Regions from separate parts of the Homo sapiens genome. Here region 1 is linked to region 2. A link is an interaction called in ENCODE POLR2A ChIA-PET data of the cell type or tissue named here. Cell type or tissue: B cell. All regions are shown on one strand. Links, peaks and the distances in the headings refer to the core of each region. The heading gives the core; the rest is flanking DNA.

Region 1 (12,210 bases), core at 2,560-7,559, 1.1 Mb after region 2:
ACTTTGCTAGGGCCAGAAAGTCAAAGACAAATGATACCCGGGGCTTCCTTCAAGTGATCTTGGCAGTGACAATGGATGCAATGGAATGCTAACCTTTCTGAAGGCTGTGTTTAATGAAGCCAAAGCTTCGTATTCTGAGAATACTCAAGGGGTTAGAAATGGTGAATTATTTTGTACGTCAGGTCAGGTGTGACGACTCTAAGGCAGACTAGCGCTAAGAAGCTGGACAGTAAAGTACTGCCACTTTTCCCTCCCCTTTTGCAGACCCCTGGTAGCCTTTGCAGAAAGAAGGCTGAATCAGACCATCCCTGACCACAAGCCTCTAACCCATGAGGCAAGGAAGAGAGACCCAGCATGTGGAACTTTGTGTTCATGGTGGTAAGGATAAATTAAGGAAGATGTGAATTCAGAGAAAATAATGGATAGCTTTGCAGGGGCAACCTTCGATCTGCATCTAGAAGGAAAAGTGAAAGGAAAGGAGGCTTTGAGGCAGAGGAAAATGAAGGGACAGAGTCCCAAAAATGAACTGCACATTTTTACATGTTTTAATTTTTATTACAAGAGCAATGATATATACATGGAAAAAAATTCAAATGATTCAAGTAGACATACGATAAAGCCAAAAAACCTCTCTCAACCTCTGACTGTTATTCACTGGTTCATTCAAACACTTGTGTCAGGCTCTGTACCAGACTTTGCGTCCCCACCTCCACCTCCCCATGCCCAGTCCTACAATTCAGAAGTGACCTCTTTTGATAGGGTATGTACCTATCTAGAAATATGTGTATATTCACAAGCATATGTGTATAAAAAAATTCCTCCCAAAATACTACATCAAATATAATGCTCTATTATTTATATAAAGTTCTATATTTGCTATTTTTTAATTATCTATAACTTTCTGTGTTAGCCCATCTAAATCTCTATTATCACCTTTCAGCACCAAATATCCCAATATTTCAGTTAGCATCATTTACTTAGTATTTTATGAATGAATATTTATACTAATTTTAGTGTTTTGAAGATTCAATGAATATCTTCTAAATATTTACGTACTTCCAAGAGCTAAATTCCTATGAGCAAAACTTTGGGTACAGTTGAGTACAGTGCACTTTTCACTTTGGTCCTTCTCGCTAAATTGCTCTCCAAAGACACTGCACTGATATTTTCACTAGTGACATATAGGATGCTGTCTACCTTCCACCTTGCCAATACTAAATTTTTTCAGATTTTGGTAATTTGACAGATAACATCAGATTGCCATATATATATATATATATATATATATATATATATATATATTTATATAAAAATATATAAATATATAAATATATTTATATAAATATATATTTATATAAATATATAAATATATTTAAATATATAAATATAAATATAAAAATATAAATATAAATAAATATATTTAGATAAATATAAATAAATATATATATTTAGATAAATATAAATAAATATATATTTAGATAAATATAAATATAATATAAATAAATATTATATATAAATATATAAATATAAATAAATATAATATAAATATAAAATAAATATATATAAAGATATAAATATAAATATAAATATATAAATATATATTTCCAGCTTTATTGACTTGACAAAAATTGTACATATTTAAGGTGTACAATATAATGTTTTGCTATACAATTATAAAATGATTACCACAATCAAGCTAATTAACATAGCCATCACCTCATATAACGTTTCATGTTTCTTCAGATGATTATGAGTGAAGCTGAGCATCTTTTAATGTTAACTGACGATTTGTGTTTCTTTTTGTACAAACTACCCAGAGTTTGTACTTCATTCCACTGAGTTCTTCTGTTAGTCTTTTATTGTTACTTTTTTTTTTTTTTCACATCAAGGCAACCCTGTCAATATATTGAAGACTGGTTTTCTCATCTGTGTTTATCTTTTAATGTTACTTATGGTAACTTTTCTGTGGAAAAGTTTTTATCTAATCAAATTTGTCAACCACTTTCCTTTATGGCTTTTAGGTGTTTTATCTGTTTGGAAAGGCCTTCTTCAATCCCAAATTATTTTCCAAATGTATCCACATTTTTTTCTAGTTATTTATTTATTTATTTTTGAGAGAAGAGTTTTGCCCTCGTTGCCCAGGCTGGAGTGCAATGGCGCGATCTTGGCTCACTGTAACCTCTGCCTCCCAGGTTCAAGCGATTCTCCTGCCTCAGCCTCCCTAGTAGCTGGGAATACAGGCGCCTACCTCCACGCCCAGCTATTTTGTTGTATTTAGTAGAGAGGGGGTTTCACCATGTTGGTCAGGCTGGTCTCAAACTCCTGACCTCAGGTGATCCACCCATCTCGGCCTCCCAAAGTGCTGGGATTATAGGCATGAGCCACTGCACCTGTCCTTTTCCTAGTACTTTTATGGTTTAATTCATTTTTTAAAATCTATATGGGGCTTATTTCTTATAAGGAGCAAGATAGCAGTCTGGCTTACCGCTTTTCCAAATGGCTAATCAATTGATTCAGGACAATTTATTGGCTTGAATAACCTACACTTCCTTCCAGTGATTTAAGCAAGACACACTTAAGTAAAGTGAAGTAATCTGATGTTATGGACGGGGAGTTGTAGGAAATTAAGGCAGAGCAGTGAATGGTGAGGAGCAAAGTGGATGGATGAAAGCGTAACTACAACAGTCAGGGGCCAGCTGGCAATACTCTTTAGGGCAGTACTCCAGGTGATTCGTCACCTGAGTGGGGCCCTTACTTTTATCAAGTACTCCAGGCGCTTCTTAGGCACAATAGTGTTTCTGAATCCTAGCTTTAGAACAGTGATCTTAACCTTGGCTTCACATTAAAATAGCCTAGGGAACTTAAAAAACCCCAAAGCCCAAGCCACACTGCAAACCAATTAAATCAGAATGGGGAGGGAGGTGGAGGGCAATCATCAGTCATTTTTAAAGCTTCCCAGGTGACTCCAGTGTGCATTCAAGTTTCAGAAACACTACTTTAGATTCTGCTGGAAAAAAAAAAGTGAATTTTACAGTTTAAGTTGTTCTCTACCATTACTCTGTATCAAAATCTCTGGGGAGCTTTTAAAAAGATATAGGCCAGACCAGGCCAGACACCTTAAGTTTCTGACTTAATTGGCCTTGGGTCTGGGTATGTCTTTAAGTTCCACATGTGACTCAAATGCACAGCCAGGCTTTAGAACCTACAGGGCAGTTAATTCTCCAACTGTAGAGTGTATCAGAATCACCTTGAAAATGTGTTAGACCACAGAGTGCTGGGCACCACCCCTCACAGTTACTTACTTAGTAGATCTGGGTTGGAGCCTCAGAGTTTGTATTGCTAACTAGTCTGTGGCGGTGGCGATGGATGCTGCTGCTCATCTGGGAATCACTTTAATAACCACTATACTCCCGTATGTCATGATGAACCATGAAATGTTTTACATTAGGTAAAAGACATAATTAAGTTCATGTCTTTCAAAAAAATGAGCTTCGATGTCTGAGAGAGATTTGATGGAGGTGGAGCCCAGGAAGTGCCAAAGCAGGCTCCCAGTTCTCTGTCACTGAAACATCCTGGAACCAGTGGCTGTGGCACTGGGGAGGGGGGTCAGGTATAAAACACTTTTCAGAGGGAAAGTGGGAGAGAGGGTGTAACAAAAAATGATACTGAGATTTCTAGTTTGAGTGACAAGGTGGATGATGTTGCTAATAACAGAGAGAATAAACAGAAATTGGAGAAAATAAATTTGTTATTGGGTAACAGCTGGATTTGAGGTGCTGGTAGGACACAATCAGATGGAGAGACTATTAGTAAACAGACACATGCATCTGTGTTCAGGAGAAAGGTTCAGACCCAAGAGAAAGCTGTGGGAAAAACTGGCACACGCATGAAAGAGAGGACCTTGGTAAAAGAGTTTATGCCACAATTAAGTGTGACAGAGAATGTGATCCAAGGGATTCCAATAGTTAAAATGGCACAAGAAGCAAAAGGAGCCAACAAGAACAGAAATACAGAAGCAAGCACCACAGGAAGCAAGAGAAGACAACTACTCAAGAAATTGGAAATGGTTCCTGGTATCAAATCCTGCAGGGTGCTCATGCTCAATTTTTTTTTTCTTTCCCAGAAAGAGGTCATTGGATTAGATTAGGCCACTGGGCAATCAAGGTGCATCTCCCACAGTGGAGCAGTAGAGTGGGATGGTGTCAGGCCTGAGTACATCACCAATTAATCATGGGCAATGTTACACCTGGACTAGTTTCCCAGGACTACTACAATAGGAATTCCTGGCTCTGTTTTACCAAGACATGTAATAAAGATAATAAATAACAAGATCTACATTTGGTTATTAATTAAATTATAATTTCAAAAATAAAAAAACTTCAAATGTTATAATAGCTAATCATTTCATAGTATGATTTTAAAAACTTAAAAATGTGCTAGCAAGTGGAACAATGTGTGAGATAATGCCTAAGGGAGTGCTTAGCTTTTATATTTTATGACATATAGTTACAGCAAAACAAAATTTTGACCTTTCCCCTATAGGCTAGCAGATTTATCATTTTGGAATCCTAATGGAGAACAATGTTTCTTAGGCCATTTTTAATTTACTTTTTTTTTCTAAAAGATAAAGATGACAAACTTCTGCTAAATAGTTTTGTAATATTTTACATTAATTAACTCAACTCCTCACCAATCACATTTTTATTCAGCAATGCATGTCATAAAAAAAACACTCCAAAGCCAGGTGTGGTGGCTCATGCCTGTAATCTCAGCACTTTGGGAGGCTGAGGTCAGTGGATCACTTGAGCCCAGGAGGTTCAAGACCAGCCTGGGTAACATGGAGAAACCCTGTCTCTACAAAAAAATACAAAAAGTTAGCCAGGCATGGTGGTACACGCCTGTAGTTCTCAGTTACTAAGGAGGCTGAGGTGGGAGGATCACCTGAGCCTGAGGAGTTCAAAGCTGCAGGGAGCCACGATCATGCCATTGCACTCCAGCTTAGATGACAGAGCAAAACTCTCTCTAAAAAGGAACGAAAAAAAAAAAAAAAAACTCATTCCAATCTTCATTCAGATCATACACTAACCTCCAGCAGACATATACATTTCTAGGTGGATGTTAGGTAAAAGATAGTAGCATATGCCCAGCACTACCATGGGGCTGACTAAGGACAAATTAGACTGAGGGGATAACTTTAGTACTGCTACTAATGTTGGAAAACGCTACACATAAAACTGTTTAACTGTTTTAGACTGAGGCAGATGGTGAGGGTGAAAGCAATATGCACATGAATTTTTCTGGTGAAACGTTTAAAATCCATAGGAAAAGAACTGCTCACCTTTAAAATAACTTTTTAAAATCTGACTCTAACAGATGATCATGGCAGAGGATCTGCAAAATACATTAAAGTATAAAAATGAAATCGATAATCCTAATGTAATATTGTAGTGTCTTTATTTTTTGACAGTGTATACACGTATATACAAATATACTTTCAAATTAGATCATAAACCATACTGTTTTGTGTCCTGCTCTTTATAATTAGGTTATAATTACAATCTTCCTATGCTATTAGATATTTTTCAAAAATGTGATTTTTAAATGGCTACAAATTATTCCATTATACAGATGGACTACAATTTAACCATCAATCTTCTTAGTATTTAATGTTTAGGGTGTTTCCAATTCTGTACTACTACAAATTAATGCTGCAATTAACATCCTAAAATATACATTTGAGTACTTTTCTGATTATTTCCTTAAATTATATTTCATAAAATGCAAATAATAGTTCAAGTCATGTGAACTATTTTTAGGGCTCTTGACATAAAGTATCAAGCTGCTCGCTAAAACCATTGTAAATTTACATTAATGTAGTGAAAATATCCATTTCAATATACCATCATCAGAAATGAATATTACCATGTTTGCTGTTTAATATTTGCAAATCAAGTGGAAACTGATGTCTCATCATTTTGATGTACATTTATTTGATTAATAAGAGGTTGAACTTTTCATCTGTTTATCTGTCATTTCTATTTCTTTTCTGAGATGTCCGTTCATGTCCTTTGCCTATTTATTTAGGGGGTAGTATTTTCATACGTTCATTAAAAAAAGCTCTTTATGACTTAACAATATTGATCTTCTGCCCATTATACTTCTTGTAGATATGTCCTAAGTTATTTGTTAGTGTATTAGTTTTGTTTACAGTATTTTTTAACTTACAGAATTTTAAATTTCTATTATCAATCTTTTCCTTTTAGTGATTTCTTCTACTTTTTCATACTCAGAAATTATTTCTCCATCCTAAATATATTAAATGTTCAACTATATATTAATTTTACTTTTTAGCATTTAATTTTTACAGGTAATTTAAAAGCCATATGAATCATTTTAGTATATATAGTATGAAAGAAGCTCACCTTAAGTATTTTTCATATACTTTTCCCAGTATCATCTGTTGATTAAACTATTTCCTTTGCAGTGGTTTGTGATGTTTTCTTCAACATATCTTCATCCATTCCTTCCTGTTCTTATTCATATATGAATGCTTGGATTGTCACTTTCTGATATGTGTTAATCTCAGGTAGGTCAGGTCCAACTCACTGATTTATTTGGCTAATTGTATCTACTGAGTTTTCTAGATGTACCTTGGGGTCATTACATCAAGTTACCACTGTAAGCATTTGTCATCTTTATGGCCTCCAGTTATCTTCTAAGCAACCTCCCTACGTAAGAGGAATTTCCCATATCGTGAGCCGAGTCCTGCCTCTGCAGGGCTGATGCCACCACCCACTTTTCCAACTTTCCTTGCAGTTAGAATATAGACTAGGTTTTTTTTGAGTTTTTAAGCTAAACTCAACTTTGGCTTGAAACAATGCAATAATAAGAAGACCTGCCAAAGAAATCAATTTTGATGACAGAAGTGGCAGTAGAGGCATTCCTTTTGGGGAGCATCAGTGTCAAGAGTTTCTGCAACCCAGAGAACAGGAGCAGCAGGAGCTGGACCTGCTCTGGCACAGTGCCATGGTGTGGGCTGGGTGTTCTTCTAGGGTATTTGGCCTCCAATGCTCACTCTCTGGTACTAATACTAATTCTGTGAGCTACCTAATATACTTTAATAATTCCTCCCCTGCTTAAACCAGACAGAGTGCATTCAGTGTTTGCAATAAAGAAAACAGTTAAACACACATATACATACTCATGAAAAGTCTAATTGAAAGTACCATCACAACTATAATTTGGGGAAAATAACAATATTTAGCCTTTTCTCCAATGAACAGGACACATCTTTCCATTATTCATAACAGTTTACTTTTCAAATAAAGTTTTGTTGTGTTTTCATAGCAATCCCTTTCAAGTCTTCTGGTTATTTCAAAGCATGATATTTTCTGCCCTTTTGGAGGGTGGGCAGTGGGGGTGGGGTTATGGGAAAAGGGCATGGAATGCTGTCACAGAATATCACTCCTTTCTCCCACTATCATTTCTTACTTGTCATAGTTGGTAATATACAACAGCATTAACTTCTATATATCCATCTTGTATACAACCTACTTCATTATTAATTTTAGAACTTATTCACTGAATTCTCTTGGATTTTCTAGATTCTTTATGTCATATGAATATAACAAATTTTACCATCTTTGAATTATATATTTTGTTTCCATTTTATGTGTTATCTGACTGCAAAGAATGTGTAGCATAAAGTGTTATATTAATGGGGAAAGATTTTAACAAAATGCTTCTGGTATTTCACTAAAGTAAGACATTGGCCATTAGTCTAAATTAGATGTCTTTCTACATTATGGATTTCTCAATTCATTCTCATTTTCTAAATAATTTTTAGCAGAAATGGATGTTTAATTTTATCAAGGGCTTTTTCAATGTCTATTCAGATGAACATTTGACACGCTGCTATGATGTATTAACAGTGTTTATAATATTAAACTAATCAGCACTCTTAGAATCCCAAAAATTCACAGTAAATAATTCTTACACTGTTCTACCAACTTTTCACATTTATATTTCAAAGTAAAGTTGGTAATTTTTTAATTCCTTGCTGGATGGTTACTTTTCTTTCTTCAGTAACATAAAAGGAAATAATTGCTTTTCATGCTAGTAAGTTTTATTCTAAAATGTTTAAAAAACACACATGCATGCATATTTTAATTAATGAGTTGAGAAGAAATACAGTATTTATTCTTATTTCCTCCCCCATGCCTCAAAGTAAGTTAAGGAACTTTGCACATGTGTGCTTCTGTCACCCTTGTCTCTGATCTTAATGAGTTCTAGATCTATATTGCTATTAGTGAATTATCATTTATACTACATTTTAAAGTATCTTTTTAAACTTTCATTTTCCTATCAATACTATAGTACTTTTATAACTCATCTTTCCAATTTAAGTTCATTTTAATTTTTCAGTCATCTTCTGTAAATCCTTTTTGTTTTTTTGAGATGAAGTCTCGCTCTGTCGCCCAGGCTGGAGCGCAGCAGCACGATCTCGGCTCACTGTAACCTTCGCCTCCCGTGTTCAAGCAATTCTCCTGCCTCAGTCTCCTGGGTAGCTGGGACTACAGGTGTATGCCACTATGCCCGGCTAATTTTTGTATCTTTAGTAGAGACGGGGTTTTGCCATATTGGTCAGTCTGGTCTTGAACTCCTGACCTCAGGTGATACACCCCGCCCCCCCCTTGGCCTTCCAAAGTGCTGGGATTACAGGCGTGAGCCACCACGCCCAGCCATCTTCTGTATATCTTTAAGTGACTTTTCCAGGAAAGATCCATGGACTGTTATTTTGTGTGTTCTTGAATATATGATTTTATCTATCTACCTCCCTCCCTCCCTACCAAATAGAGTTCTCTGGCCATTACATCATTATCTAGCAGTGAAAGGTATGACTGAGGTCAGCATGCGTTTTATTCCTTTGTTAGCAATTATTTTATTTTATTTTATTTCCTGTTCAGATAGTTTCGGTTGTTTGTAGGTCTTTCGCCTTCATTGCTTAAAAATTTAAAAGCCACAAGACTATTTCTAGAGCAGAGTTTTGTTTGTTTCCACTATTTGTACCGATTTTACTGTTAACCAACTTATCAAAGTCTTCAATGATAGTATTTTTGATCATTGACTTTGTTCCATTAATTTGGCTCCCCCACCAAAAAGGCATATTATTACAGATTAATAAATGAATCCCCAACTTATCTGATGTGGGATGTTTAATACTGGAAAGTATAGTTTCTTAAATTTCCTACAGAAAGATAATACTGTTGGGAGGGCAATGGATGGCTCTGATCAGCACAAAATGCGGCTTCTTTGTGGTGCGGGGTTGGGTGGTGACTGCCAGATATTCTGATTGTAGGGACAGGTATAAAGTCTCTGATGTCAGGGTATGCAGTCCAGGAAGGTGAAATCCACCTTCTGTCTCCTGCCTATCTTGCTATCATACTGTTTCTGTGGTCTAGCCATGAGCTGATTACTGACACAAGATTTTCTGTTGACACAGGTAACAGCATTCATTCCTACTCAAGATGTGAATGATCATTGGTATGTTCTTAGTTTCCAGTATTATAGCAGTTTTACAAATAAGGTGTGGTGGCAGATGTTATGGGTATTTTAATAAAAAGCAGAATGCATGATTAGCTATCAAACATAAACTCACAAGTCAACTGCTTATTCTGAAGTAAATAAAGGTCAGCAACTTAAATTTAGATATTGTAACTTCTACCCTGCTAGTAAAGACAACTTCAGGAAATGAATGGTAAGCAGAATTCAGGTTAGATAGGCACACTGCACTCGTGACAGAAATAGTTAAAGCCCACATCACTAGAAGAAATGAACATCCCTCATTTTTGTCAACAATAGGAACAGTAGGATGAAATAAACAGCTTCACAGAACCACTGACAGGGCAGACTGATACTGCTTATGTGAAATGTGTTGTCAGGGGAGGTATGTACATCTCTTGATGTTAAAAGTCCGCCTATGTCTCCAGAGAAGGGAGAAAAATTTGCATTTGGTCCTTCTCTTTTGGAAATCAAAACTGTCAAATGAAATGATAACCCACATTTCCTACTGAAATAATGGCATAAGAGCACCAAATGTGAATCAATTCACCTATTTTTTTTTCTTTCAATTTCAAGGATGCTGGAATGTGTGCATTCCCAAGCCAAATTACTGATCCCACAAGGAAGTGGGCTTTTTACCAATTAAGGAACTTGTTTCATTTCCTGCATTTGGCCTATTTAAGATGATTTGCATCTCTAAACACTGAAGTAGGGCATGTTCTTTTGCTGAGGAACACACACACACACACACACACACACACACACACACACTTTCTCTCAAAGCCTTCGAAACTACGTTCATTCCTTCAGACACTGGCCGGTCACTCTGGTAACTATTGCAGGACTTCCAGTACATTCCCACATGTGCAAAAATAGGCTTTAGGCCTAATTGTTCCAGCGGATAGATATAACTACCACAAACTGGGATGTGTTGCTTCTCCAGATAAACAAGGGGATACCTGGCCTTCAAAGTTCCTGGGAGGCACGGTCCACAGGACAACCTGTTTTCCTCTCAAAATTCCTTCCAAAGGGCACATCCATCCTCAGATGCTGATGAAATGCGGAGTGCATATCCAGAACATGCTGGGGGTCACTCGGGCATGCCCTCACATCTTATGTCTGTTGGGCCCAACCAGCTAACCCATTCTTTTATCTTTAATATTTTAGATGCTGAGAGTGTCATTTGTCATCAGACCTGGAATACTAAAAGCATGCCTCCAATGGAGAACACAAGGCAGGTATATATTAATCCTGAGAACACAGGGTGAAAGAAAATCTTCTTTAAAGCCAAAGAACTAGAAATATGAAGGTACAGCCTTAGAAGGAATATTTTAAAATTTTATATATATATATATATATATATATCCAATCTCCTCCTTTAACAGAAAAGGAAATTAAAGCCAAGTTAAGAGAATTGTTCAAAGTCATATTTGATTGTTAGCAGACCATGATAAAACTTTAAGAAAATTAACCTGAAATATAACTTCTTTATATCTAAGGATAAAAGATGAGCAGAGTCCATGTAATTAAATGCCAGTCTCTCTGTTCATCAACATCTGATACCTTAATACATGGACCACTTTAGAATGCTCATGCTTTGGGGACGTCCTTAGGTATACGTGTATCAGCGACTCTCCACCAACGAGAAGGGTGTCAGCAGGAGGGTCAGCGGAATACTTAGGAAATGCATGGTTTTTATTACAAAGGTTAGGAAGTTTTCCTCTCTCAGCCCACGTGTTTCTCAGGTGGGTGCCGTCTCCTGCTGACTATTCTTGACATGATTTAGTTGCATGAGACCTGTTAGCTTACTATTACCTTGCTTATCTCTTGACTACTATTTTAATGTACCACAGCAATATAGTTCATTCCTAAAATAATACTAGAATTTTTTCTATACTTAAAACATCCCATAAATGATAAATATCACAACAAAATGACTGTAAACAAAAAAAATGCCTGTATTTCTTTTTGGAAAAGTGAGGTTTCTTCCCACCCCACCACCACTATCTATTTAAGTGGGGGACCCAAGTTCTTTGACAGATAATATGGCTTGGCTGTGTCCCCACCCAAAATCTCATTTTGAATTGTACTTCCTATAATCCCCACATGTTGTGGGAGGGACCCAGGGGAAAGTGACTGGATCATGGAGATGGTTTCTCCCATGCTATTCTCGTGATAGGGAGTGAGTCTCACAAGATCTGACGGCCTTATAATCATCTGGCATTTCCCCTGCTTGCTCTCACTCTTTCCTGCCGCCCTGTGAATAAGGTACCTTTCTTCCCCCTTCACCTTCCGCCATGATTGTAAGTTTTCTGAGGCCTTCCCAGCCATGCAGAACTGTGAGTCAATTAAACCTCTCCTTTATAAATTACCCAGTCTCGAGTATTTCTTCATAGCAGCATGAGAACAGACTAATACAACAGAATAGGACAGATGAAACATAAATGAAGAAAATCATTCATCTAAACACTGTGTTCAGGACCCAGAGAGAAGAGTGAATCAAGGCTCACTCTGGAGATGTCCCAGGTCTTTCCTGATTCTTCTAGAAGGCATCTTCAGGGATAGATTCCAGGGCCTCACTGGGAGGGGTGCAAGATGCAGAGATCTGGGGAGCAGAGCTCCAGAGCTGGGTCAGATACCAGCAAGTCA
Region 2 (12,210 bases), core at 3,057-8,056:
TCTATAGATGAAGAAAAAGACTTGGGAAAACTCCATGGTTTGGCATAGGTGGGAAGCAACAGAACCAAATCTACCCTTGGGTCTTCTGACTCTTCGAGCAGCACGTGCTGCCTCACTGTCTGATGATTCTTCCATCTGGGTTAATGTGCTCCTTATTCTAAATCCGTGTTGTGTTCCTTCCAGGTAACTTTCAGTCTAACTTCTGTAATTATTAACTGACCTATCATTACCACAAACCTAGGATAAATTTTGAAAGGGCCCAAAAAGGCTTTGGGCTAATTAACACAGAGTTTCAGACCTCTTGGATCACCTAATCTCTCTACTTCAGGAATATTGAACTATAGAATTGGCAAGTGCTACATATATCTAATTTAACTGTTTTTCAGATAAGAAAACCAAGACCCTTATCTCTATAATACAAAGTTAGTTAATGCTTCAAGTCACACAGCTAGTTAGTGACAGAACCATGAGAAGAACCTAAGTCTAAATCCAGGTCCATGGTATACACCTGTAGTCCCAGCTACTTGGGAGGCTGAAGCAGGAGGATGGCTTGAGGCTAGGAGTTCAAGGCCGCAGTGAGCTATGATTGTACCACTGCACTCTAGCCTGACAGAGTGAGACCCTGTCTCTGAAAAAAATATATATAGTAAAATAAAAAATAAATCCAGGGCCTGGCATGGTGGCTCATGCCTGTAATCGCAACACTTTGGGAGGCCGAGGCGGGCAATCACAAGGTCAGGAGTTCGAGACCAGCCTGACCAATATGGTGAAAACCCATCTCTACTAAAAATACAAAAAAATTAGCCAGGCGTGGTGATGCATGCCTGTAATCCCAGCTACTCAGGAGGCTAAGGCAGGAGAACTGCTTGAACCTGGGAGGCAGAGGTTGCACTGAGCCGAGATTGCGTCACTGCACTCCAGCCTGGGTGACAGAGCGAGACTCCATCTCGAAAAAATCAATCAATCAATCAATCCAGGCCTCATTGTTCTAGCTCATGGCCTCACTGTTATCATTCCAGTTTAGCTAATGCCTGGGAAATACCTGCCAAATATGGCAGGCACCATTGACTTATTGAAGAAAAGATTTATGACTTGTATACATGATTACAGGACTGTCAACAATACCCTTGTAAAAGATTAATAATCTTGTACAAAATTTGGGCACCATGCCACATGAAAAACAGGAGGAACCAGGCAGGTTGATGTTGCAATCCAAGGCAAAACTCACTTAAACCTGAAATGCTATAAAATACTCTATCACATAATTTTACCATACGACTGTGGCAGAGGAGTTGGCAATTACTGCTCTTTTTTCAGTCACTGAATTTGGAGGGAAAAGAGAATACACATCTGTTCCTAAGCCCTTTACCTGTCCGGGAGTGTTTGCACACACCATCATTTCCACCACCATCACCACCTCCATTCGCCAATCCATATTGGGTCCCATTAAAATGATATGTTAATATTTCCCTAATTCCCATACCAATTTCCATGTAATACTATAAACCTGGTATTACTACATACAAAATAGCCAAAACCAGCCAGACACAGTGGCTCACACTTGTAATCCTGGCACTTTGGGAGGCCGAGGTGGGTGGATCACCTGAGGTCAGGAGTTTGAGACCAGCCTGGCCAACATGGCGAAACCCTGTCTCCATTAAAAATAAAAAATTAGCCAGGCATGGTGGTGCGTGCCTATAATCCCAGCTACTCGGGAGGCTGAGGCAGGAGAATTGCTTGAACCTAGTAGGGGCGGAGGTTGCAGTGAGCCGAGATTGCGCCACTTCACTCCAGCCTGGGTGAAAGAGTGAAACTCCATCTCAAAAAATGATAATAACAGTAATAATAAATAAATAAATATCCAAAACCTAGCGTTCTCCCTAACACGAGGCTCAGTACTTTGGCAGAGGTGGCTTCGCCAAGTTTTTCTTTTTCGTACTTTCTTCAGAAACTTCTTGGCTTATCAACAAGTTACCTTGCAGAAGGCTGCAAGATCATTTGGCTTTAGAGTCAAAGTAATACCATGCAAGTGGCCACTAGAGTCAATAGTTTGAGGTGGGCCAAGTTTGTGTGTTTTTGCTCTGGTAAAAAGATTTGACAATATCTATGATTACAGGTAGAAAGTTCACAAATAGAGGAGTGCTTTATACATAGTAATTCATTTAGTCCCTACAAACAACCTATGAGGTAGATGTTTTACAGATAAGAAAATTGTGGCACAAAGAGATTAGTAAGCAGGTAGAACTGAGTTTTGAACTCAAGCAAATCGGCTCTAGACAGCATCCTCTAAACCTGGCGTCTGTAAACTACACTCTGCAGGCCAACTCTGGCCCACCACCTGTCCTTTAAATGACTTTTGAAGTTGTCTGTGGCTGCTTTTCTGCTACCATGGCAGAACTGAGTAATTGCAATAAAAACTGTATGACCCACAAAGCCTAAAATATTTACTATCTGGTTCTTTACAGAAAAAGTTTGCTGACTCTTGCAGTAAATTATACTGGAAAATAATAGGGACTGTCCTTCTCCCGCTTTAAAAAATAAAAATGCAGAGCAGGTGTGGTGGCTCATGCCTGTAACCCCAGCACTTTGGGAGGCTGAGGCGGGTGGATCAACTGAGTCAGGAGTTCAAGACCAGCCTGGACAACGTGGCAAAACCCGATCTCTACTAAAAATACAAAAATTCGCTAGGTACAGTGATGGATTACACTGAATGAGAGGTGCAGGCCAGGACTAGGACTCAATTCTGCAACCCACAGATCTGTTATGTTTCAGTTTCAAGTTTCAGTTAGTACCATGGCAGGGATTTGTTGAAAATGAGTTAGGAGCAAAACTGGAAAGAATGATAGATACCATCCAGTGGATGAAGAATGAAGTTAAAGTTAAGTACAGGGGGGCCAAAAGGAAGGAAACAGGGACTGTGCTGATAATTGGGGCACAACAGCCCCCAAGACAAACTATATCTGCTTCACAGCTTTGTCAAGGGCTAGCCCTGGCAGGGCCACTCAAGCCTGCTTGGACTCCTAGTCTCTGACTTCTGTTTACACTGATGTGCATTGTCTACTGGACACTTAAGAATGGATTATTTTATAAATGTCATTAGCCATATATATGTTCAGTCCTAACTAGATTATAAATTCCTTGAGGGAAAGTCCATTTAAGTCATGACCACATGGGGTATGGTCTGTCTCTCTTTCCTGCAGGAGAAGGCTGTACACTGGGAAGTCAGAAGGAAAGTATTGGCCTGATTATTTCCTTACATTTTTCAATGTCCTTCCACAAGAAGGCTCATAAGAGATCTTTATTTGTGATCATTTTCATCACCAGTAGTGTGCATAGCCCTCATTTCATCTTAGAGCTTCAAAAGAATACATATTGAGACCAGCTTCTTTATGACTTGTCATCTCACATGTTCTCCTTTATTTCTAAAGGAACAAAGTACATATTTTCCCAAATGCAATTGAAATTTCAACTCCTGCTATTTCTTTTAGAGCTTTGGAGAGTCTTAGTGTTAATCAAATGAAAATGAAAAGAACTAGAATTTGTTATATAATTTTCCATCTACAGAAATGCAAATGATATTTAAAATTAGGATAATTTCAGAACTAGTGCATTGCTTTGTTGAAAGAATCAGTTCAAACATCATAGTTCATATCATAGACAAATGCAAATCTCTTGGCATACATCATTATCAAATATAAAATTTTTAAAAATTTGGAAATTTCAGCTGCCTTAATAATAATTAAAAAAAAAATCCACTAGTTCAGGGAGATGAAATATTTTGCATAACTATCAGCCTTTTTAGGATTGTCTTCAGTTAGATCTTGAGGATCACACATGTTAATTTACTTAGTTGGGATGTAATGGCAAACTTGCATGTTTTGCTCAGTCCCTGCTCTTTTGGGTCTTGCAAATCAAGTCCTAAGGGAATCCCCTGAGACTATCAAGGGGGGTATCCATTTTGGCCACAGTTCAGTAACATATATGAATCAAAGTGGGATAGTTACAGCTTTTTCCCCAGCTCCGACTTCCTGGCTACAGTGGATTGGTCTGAAGAAGGACAGATAGTCTACTTGAGTTTCTACCCCAGGATTTTAGGTTTTGTACTGAAAGAGTTAAGATTGTTTCCCTCTGATGTCTGAGCTCTAGGGCTTAAACCTCAGGAGCTGTCACTTGTCATATTTTTGTTCATGTTAAGAAGAAAAGTGATGGGAGCTAGTTTCTGAGAACAGAGAAAGAAAAACAAAGCAGATGCACAAGAGAAGAAGAGCTGGGGAGAGGGAACTGTGAAGTCATGAGTTCGTGATTCTAGCTTTTCCTTAACTCTAGCCACAGATTTATTCTTATATTCCATAAGATACCTTTATATTCTTATAATAATGTTATTTTTGTTTAAACTCATTGGAGTGTGGTTTCTGTTACTTGGCATTAAATATCTTCAGAAATACATAATAGACCGGGTGCAGTGGCTCACGCCTGTAATCCCAGCACTTTGGGAGGCTGAGGTGGATGGATCACCTGAGGTCAGGCATTCAAGACCAGCCTGGCCAACATGGTGAAACCCTGTCTCCACTAAAAATACAAAAAATTAGCTGGGGGTGGTGGCGGGTGTTTGTAATTCCAGCTACTCGGCAGGCTGAGGCAGGAGAATTGCTTGAACCCAGGAGACGGAGGTTGCATTGAGCCGAGATAACACTACTGCACTCCAGCCCAGGTGACAGAGTAAGACTCTGTCTCCAAAAAAAAAAAAAAAAAAGGAAATACATAATATCAAAAATTTTAAAGAGAAGATGAAACAAATAGTTTTGCTAAGAAAGTAGTTATACTTTATGAGAAGTTTATTTTCTTATCAATAAGCTTCTTCAAGTTACAATCGAGGGCTGATTAAGTAGGCCAATGACACGGACTTAGCATGTTCAATAGTTCAAGATTGAGTGAGTTCAAAGGTATTTTTATTGTTGCTTTTGTGGTTATTGTTGCTGTTGTGTGTTTTAATGAATAATCCTTAGCAAGGACTGGTAAATGAAGTACGGGTGACCTACAGAAAAGAGAGGTAAAGAACATGCATGACAAAATGAAAGCAAACCTCACATGCCCAAATGAAAACGTACCCTCACTCTAAACATTTCTGATTCTAGTCCTCGTCCCTGTATCAACAAGTGGCACAATTATCCATCTTGTGTGAGCAGAACACTGATAGTCATTTGCTCTCTTTTTTCCCATTATAGAATCCATCATTTCATCATTCTGCCAGTCTCAGTGTTTTAACCAACTAAAAATCTTGTAAATATATGTATGTTTTTCATCTCCGTTGATGCTACCCTAATCCTCACCTGCACCATTTATCAATAGCAGTCACTGGCTAGACACAGTGGCTCATGTCTATAATCCCAGCACTTTGGGAGGCCGAGGCGGGTGGATAACCTGAGGTCAGGAGTTTGAGACCAGCCTGGCCAACATGGCGAAACCCCATCTCTACTAAAAATGTGAAAACTAGCTGGGCGTGGTGGCAGGCGCCTGTAATCCCAGCTACTTGGGAGGCTGAGGCAGGAGAATCACTTGAACCAAGGAGGCAGAGGTTGCAGTGAGCCGAGATTGTGAGATTGCACTCCAGACTGGATGACAAGAGGGAAACTCCATCTCAAAAAAATAAAAATAAAAAAATAGTTGTCACTGAATTGGTCTCCTTTTTGAACTCTCAATCACTAGCATTGATAACTCCATGGTTCTAGCCAGAGGATGCTTTTTGAAATGTAAATCTGGAAATGGCTTCCAACTCCCTCTAAAGATTCATAGCATACATATTATCTTCAAACATTTTAGTGACTTCTCATTGCTATAGGTCAATGATTCTCACCCTTGTTTTCATGATAAAATCACCTGAAAGCTTTAAAAAAAATACTTATGCCTGGTTCTCACTTCCAGAAGTTTGGATTTGATGGTTCTGGAATGGGATCCTTTAATCAGTATTTTAAAATGCTTTGTAGGTGGTTCTGACATGTAGCCGAAGTTGAAAATAACTGCTCTAGGCATACAGGCCAGAATCCTGATCACAGGCTTACACAATCTTGCCCCCGCTTACTTCTCTTCGCTCGTCACATATCACACCCCCATCCTCTGTTCTCCAGCCATGCTGGTCTTCTTTCGGTTCCTCAAAATCACCACACTCCTTCCTGCTGCTGACTGGGCTTCTGAGCATGTTCTTTCTGTGGAGAACATCCCTGCTTCTTCCGATCTCAGCTCTGCACCACTTCCTTAGGGAAGCCTTCCTTGATCTCTCTGACTAGGTAAATTCCAGGTCCTGGGGTCATCAAACTCTGCACCTTTTCCTTGTGGCATTTGTCACAGTATAGTTTTATATTTATATGTAACTCTTTGAATAATGTTTGTCTTCCCCACTAGAGTATAAACTCCGTGAGGGCAGGGACCATGTTGCCTTTACTCTCCACTGTTATCTCTGCTCTCTATTCTACATTGGGAATGAAGGAGACTCTCTATGTGTTGAGTGATCAAGTGAGCAGTTCGTGATGGGGAGGGTAATGATTACTGAGGGTATTACCGAGGGTAGCCCAGCTGGTTGAGGAATTAAAATTCAGCACCGGCCAGGCGTGGTAGCTCATGCCTGTAATCACAGCACTTTGGGAGGCCAAGGCGGGTGTATCACCTGAGGTCAGGAGTTCGGGACCAGCCTGGTAAACATGGAGAAACCCCCCTCTCTCCTAAAAATACAAAAATTACCTGGGCATGGTGGCCTGCGCCTGTAATCCCAGCTACTCGGGAGGCTGAGGCAGGAGAATCACTTGAACCTGGCGGGGGCGGAGGCTGCAGTGAGCCGAGATCATGCCACTTTACTCCAGCCTGGGCGAAAGAGTGAAACTCGGTTAAAAAAAAAAAAAAAACAACTAATCAGCACCAAGATGTTTATTACAAAACCAATAAAAATATTAAAGGGAAACCCAAGTCTTGAGCGGAATGGACAGTACGAAACTCTAAGGGACATGTGGTTGATGGTTAGGGGAGAGGGTGGAAAAAGGCTCTGGAGAGCGGAAGATCTGGAGGGGAGGCCTCTGACCCAACTGGATCTGGTCTTCCATTTATCCCCTGTAGTATTCTACCTGAGACGCAAGGGGTATGGTCTGAAAGCAGAAAAGAACCTTTGCCCAGTATTCCCATAGGACTTGGCAGTGCAAGGCAGCACCTCTATGGGATCACTGGGCCAGGCTGTGTGTTTGTTTGGGTGACAGAGAGAGGACTCACCCAGCAAAGAAACACCTAGTTTGGTAGTTAGTCTTGGAACCACACTCCCTACTTTCAAATCAAAGTGACCTTAGGACAAGTTACTTATGTTCTCTGTGTTTCTGTTTTCAAATTCTAGCATGGGGATAATAACAGTAACTACCTCACTGCATGTCTAAAGATTATATGGATATAGTCTCTTTGGCATAGCAGTTAAAAATTTAATGAATTCTATCTAAAACAAGCACAAAGATCCTTCTTCAACCATTGTTTTTACAGTTTTATTTCTACTCTAAGAACTCTGCCATGTTTTCCACTTTTGCTTCTGTGTTGGTAGAGCTGCAGTTGGAGCCCGGGTAATTGCATGCTATTAACCTCAACAGCACACAGCCTCCACCATGCAAGCCAAACTTGCTAGCATCCATGAGTAAAAGCTACTGGTTTCTGAATAAGACCAAAGTGAAGCACATTTATGATTCCTGAATTTCATATAAATCATAATTGTGCAGATGATTTGCCTTCGAGCTGCAAACACCAAAATGTGATTGATGTCTGAGAATGTCTGTGAAGCTTTGCTGTAACTCCAAGCCCTATTAATACCTCCGATGACAAGTCTATTAATTCATGAAGTGAAGATGGAGAGCTCGCACCAGCATTCCTTCCTAGGATGGTCACAGAATCAGTAATGTTACATAGAACATCCTCCCTTTGGTTTCATGTTATGAGTGTACATTGTATTCCATACAGGGACAGGGATAAGGGATAATGGGGCAGGGATAAGGGGGGCATCCCATTTATTTGCATGCCCCAAAATGAAATGCTCTGAGCAAAGAGTAAATCCTAAGGAGAACTGGGTACACCGTACATATTTGGTAAAACAGGGTTAACCAGAAAATCATTTCTATTACAAACACACAAATTCTATGAAATTTCAATTTGACTAGTGCTCAACGGAAAAGGAGTGTGATAGTTAGCTTTATATGTTGACTTAACTGACCATGGGATGCCCAGGTATTTGGCCAAAGATTATTCTGGGTATTTCTATGAGGGTTCTTTTGGACAAGATTAACATTTGAATCAGTTGACTCAGTAAAGTAGATTGCCCTCCTTAACGTGGATGGGACTCATCCAGTCAGTTGAAGGCTGAATACAGCAAAAAGGCTGGTGCTACCATGTGTAAGAGGGAATTTCCTTCTGGCTGACTACCTAGAGTTAGAACATTAGTTTTTTCCCCCACTGCATTCAGGTTCTAACAGAAACATTGGCTCTTTCTGGGTCTTCAGCCTGCCAGCATTTAGACTAGACACACCATCAGCTCTTCTGGTTCTCAGGCTTTGGACTCAGACTGGAACTATACTATCAGGTATCCTGGATCTCCAGCTTGCTCACTGCAGCTCTTGTAATGTGCCAGCTTTCATAATCACACGAGTCAATTCCTTAAAATAACTCTCTTGCCCCCTACACTCACACCACACACCACACACACACACACACACACACACACACACATCCTATTGGTTCTGTTTCTCTGGAGAACACTGACCAATACAAGGAGCTTAGAAGGTTTTTCTGCCTTAGTAAATACAGGAGGTCAAATGTTATCGAACTTTTTTTTTTGGTAATGAAGACTCAGAGTATTTTGGAGAAATACTAAACATTGTGAACCTGAGTCATTCCCCATACAATGGTGTTAGGAAAAGAAGCGGAATTAACATGTACTGAGTGCTCACTATAAGCCAGACATTCACACAAACATCAATTCAATGAATTGACTTAAAGAAATGTTGACTGACCTAAGAAATTAGTTCCATATACTAGCTCTATTATTCACCTTTCCTAATAAATATGAAATTTTCCAAATTGAAAAAGTCTTGAATATGGTCCTGATACAAGCTAAGGAAAGAGCCTTCTTTAGTTAAGGGAAGCTTGGCAAACTTCAAAGGAGAAGGTGTGATTTCTTTTCTTTTGTTAATCAACTGGGTGATCACTTTAAAAATACTATACTTCCTGACAAAACTGCATCATTGTGATGCAAAATAGATGACTTGGCATTTTGCATTCCTGACCCCAAAGGGCTGGAACGACGTCTTACATCAAAGTATGATGGGTTGCCCCCTGGAAATACAATGGATCACTGTTGCAGGTTTAGGCAGGCTCAGGGACATCTCCATTTCCTCACAGGCTTTTTGTAAATCACAGGAAGCCTTCTAGACTCAGCACTGCCCCAGACATAGAAACTACAAGATCTTATTGCAAGGCATGAAGAAAGGGTCAGGAAGTTAGTTTTTTTGACCTATATCTGAAGAGAGCAACTTGGAGTCCCACAGCCTCCTGGTGAGATCTTTCTGGGTCTTTTCTTTATCTGCCTGATGGAATAAATAGAAAGGTCAGGGAGGAAAAGAATTCTTGCTGAGATCAACAGGTTGGCAGAAGTATCACTTCCTCACCCTCATGTATAAAAATGACCTAACGCCCACAATGTCCCTGCAATTTTTGATAAAGTCATAACCCCAAACAGTAACCGAGAAAACAATATTTTGTTATGGACAAGAAACAATGCCTGGAATTGCTTTTGATAGCAAAAACCGCAAATACTTTGCACCAACATAATACAACTAGAGACCATACCTTTATCACTTGGTTAGGTCACTTAACTTCTCTGGGCTTCAGCTATGAAACTGGGGTGGGGTGAGGAGGGCTGGGAGGTACAAGGTAAAGGGTGGGACTACAGGATTTCTGAGACTCCTTTACCTTGGGAAAAAAACCAAGGTTTTCTATTATCTATATATATAGTTGTATTATCAGCATGATAAGCCATCTAACTTATCAAAAGAAAAATTTGGCAGCCACAAAATCCCTCCTTCATGTGGATGGCAGGAGTTCATGGCTTGTCAGCCTTTGGTTCAGTTTAACAAATATTTGGCTGCATTTGCTGTAACACATACCCTGTGCTAGGTTCTGGAAGCACAAAATGAACTCAAAAACTACTGGGGTCTTTAGCTAAAGAGAATACATGCTGAGCTGTTTGCGAAGAAAAACACAAAAGCACATGTATGGCAGTTTAAAAATGTATCTGCAAGTTATTTGATACTCCTCCCATCTAGAGAGGTCCAATCTTAGTGACTCAATAGGAAACAGTTGAACCTTGTAGTGATGCTGTGTGATGTCTGAGGCTGGCTGGAAAAAGCCCTTGTCTGATTCTCTTGAGCCTTTCTGGAGAAAGTCTTCCGCCATGTAAAAAGTCTGATTACCCTGAGACAGCCATGCTGGTGTAGATACGCTTATTAGCCTCTGCCAAGCTCACTGCAGACATGTCAACTGCTGGACCTATGGCAGAGCTGGGCCTCAACTGCTGGACCTATGACAGTTGATCCTTATGTCACTGGAGCCAGAGTCAACATCTGACTGCAACTGCATGAGAGAACCCAACAGAGAGCTGCCTGGACTGAGTACTTCCTGAATTCCCAGAAAACCGTGAACAAAATGAAATGAAGGTTTTAAGCTACTGGTTTGGGGGAGTAATTTATTATGTAGTAATTGTTAACCAGTATGGTATCTTCAGTGATATTATTCTTAAGATAACTCATTCAGGCCCTGCGCGGTGACTCATGCCTGTAATACCAGCACTTTGGGAGGTCAAAGAGGGCGGATCACTTGAGGTCAGGAATTCAAGACCAGCCTGGCCGACACGGTGAAACCCCATCTCTACTAAAAATACAAAAATTAGCCAGGTGTGGTGACAGGCGTCTTGTAATCCCAGCTACTTAGGAGGCTGAGGCAGGAGAATCGCTTAAACCTGGGAGACAGAGGTTGCAGTGAGCTTAGATCACGCCACTGCACTCCAGCCTGGGCAACAGAGTGAGACCCTGTCTCAAAAAAAAAAAAAAAAAGAAAGAAAAAAAGATAAGTCATCCAGAATCAAAGTTAATACAGAAACATTTATATTTAATTATTTTCCCCAATGGTTATAGACTATGCTCAAGAAGAGAAAGATAACAATGGTGTAATTGACCTAAGAACCTCGTAAACTGGATCATGCAATGTTTTAAATGACTTTTTTTTTAAGTATAACCTTGAAAAGCAGCTTAAGTTTCTTCAAACTAGAAATATATTCATGGAACATAAGTATTCTGAAAAAACAATATTCAATTTAAGAAAAATAAAACAAAGATGACCCTTTAAATTACAGCTACAGTTGTCTTATTTCACATTATCAGTGCTTTTCAGAACAACTGAATTTTTTGTTTTTGTTTGAAAAAAAAAAGTTATCCTGAGACTTTATTTACTCTAACCACAGTGAAACACATTCTGGTCTGGTGATCAGAGGAAAAATACAGGAAGATAAGCATAGACTCCTGCCTCCCACCCCTCCAGCCAGATTGTGTGGCACATGCTCCTCCCATGTTAAATTCATAGAGATTTTCAATACTATAAGAATTCAAGTACTCTGTTCAATTAAAGGGTGGAGCATGATCCATTTCCCAAGAATAGTAGCTTCATGACTCTATGGACAGAGCGCTTGTCTAAAGATGCAGGCTCTAGTCACTGCAGAAAATGCACTCTAACAGGTGACAATTTGAGGGCCTACCTGAGAAAGCAGCTAAAATTGCCTCTTTATTTTGGTTTCTCTGTTTGCTAAGTTGTAATTACAGCCCTGACCAACCTTAAGAGTCACTGTGACCCCCTCAGGGCTGAGTTTGCACAAAGTCTCCCTCCCATAGTACAAGGGGAGCTGCTTAGGGGGCAGGAGGCAGGGAGAGGTCCATTCCCCATGGTAGGGCTTGGGGGATGTAGTTGCCCCCTCCCTCTCCCTGTCTCTTGTTGTTCAAAAAAATGATCTTAAACTACAAAAAAAAAAAAAAAAAAAAAAAAAAAAGAAAGAAGGAAAGAAAGAAAGAAAGGAAGAAAGAAAGAAAAAGAAGTCAAAGTCACTGTGTAGGTTGGGAAGGCTGCAAACTGGTTAAGAAAAATCAGTGT

The links. ChIA-PET counts read pairs that join two places held together with the same protein. Peaks named below come from ENCODE experiments on the same cell type or tissue, not always from the same donor. Only the 100,000 strongest peaks of a DNase experiment are listed, where the experiment ranks them.
Region 1: POLR2A ChIA-PET joins it to region 2 with 8 read pairs; 2 of 35 experiments call an interaction of 5 or more read pairs at or near these places.

What each region holds. Positions count from the first base shown.
Region 1 is chr5:67,068,004-67,080,213 of GRCh38, reverse strand. All of the region lies in intron 5 of MAST4 (microtubule associated serine/threonine kinase family member 4), which reads right to left. Among named protein-coding and RNA genes, the nearest start is that of MAST4-AS1, 70 kb to the right of the region's middle. In B cell, for the core only: no CTCF peak of the experiment used is centred there; no DNase peak of the experiment used is centred there.
Region 2 is chr5:68,191,015-68,203,224 of GRCh38, reverse strand. It overlaps LINC02219 (long intergenic non-protein coding RNA 2219), which reads right to left. Exons shown (of 3, transcript NR_105003.1): 2 at 6,736-6,855; 3 at 4,818-5,035. Among named protein-coding and RNA genes, the nearest start is that of LINC02219, 7.2 kb to the right of the region's middle. RefSeq lists an enhancer at 9,127-9,666. In B cell, for the core only: no CTCF peak of the experiment used is centred there; a DNase peak (open chromatin) is centred at 6,144; H3K27ac peaks cover 1,037 bases.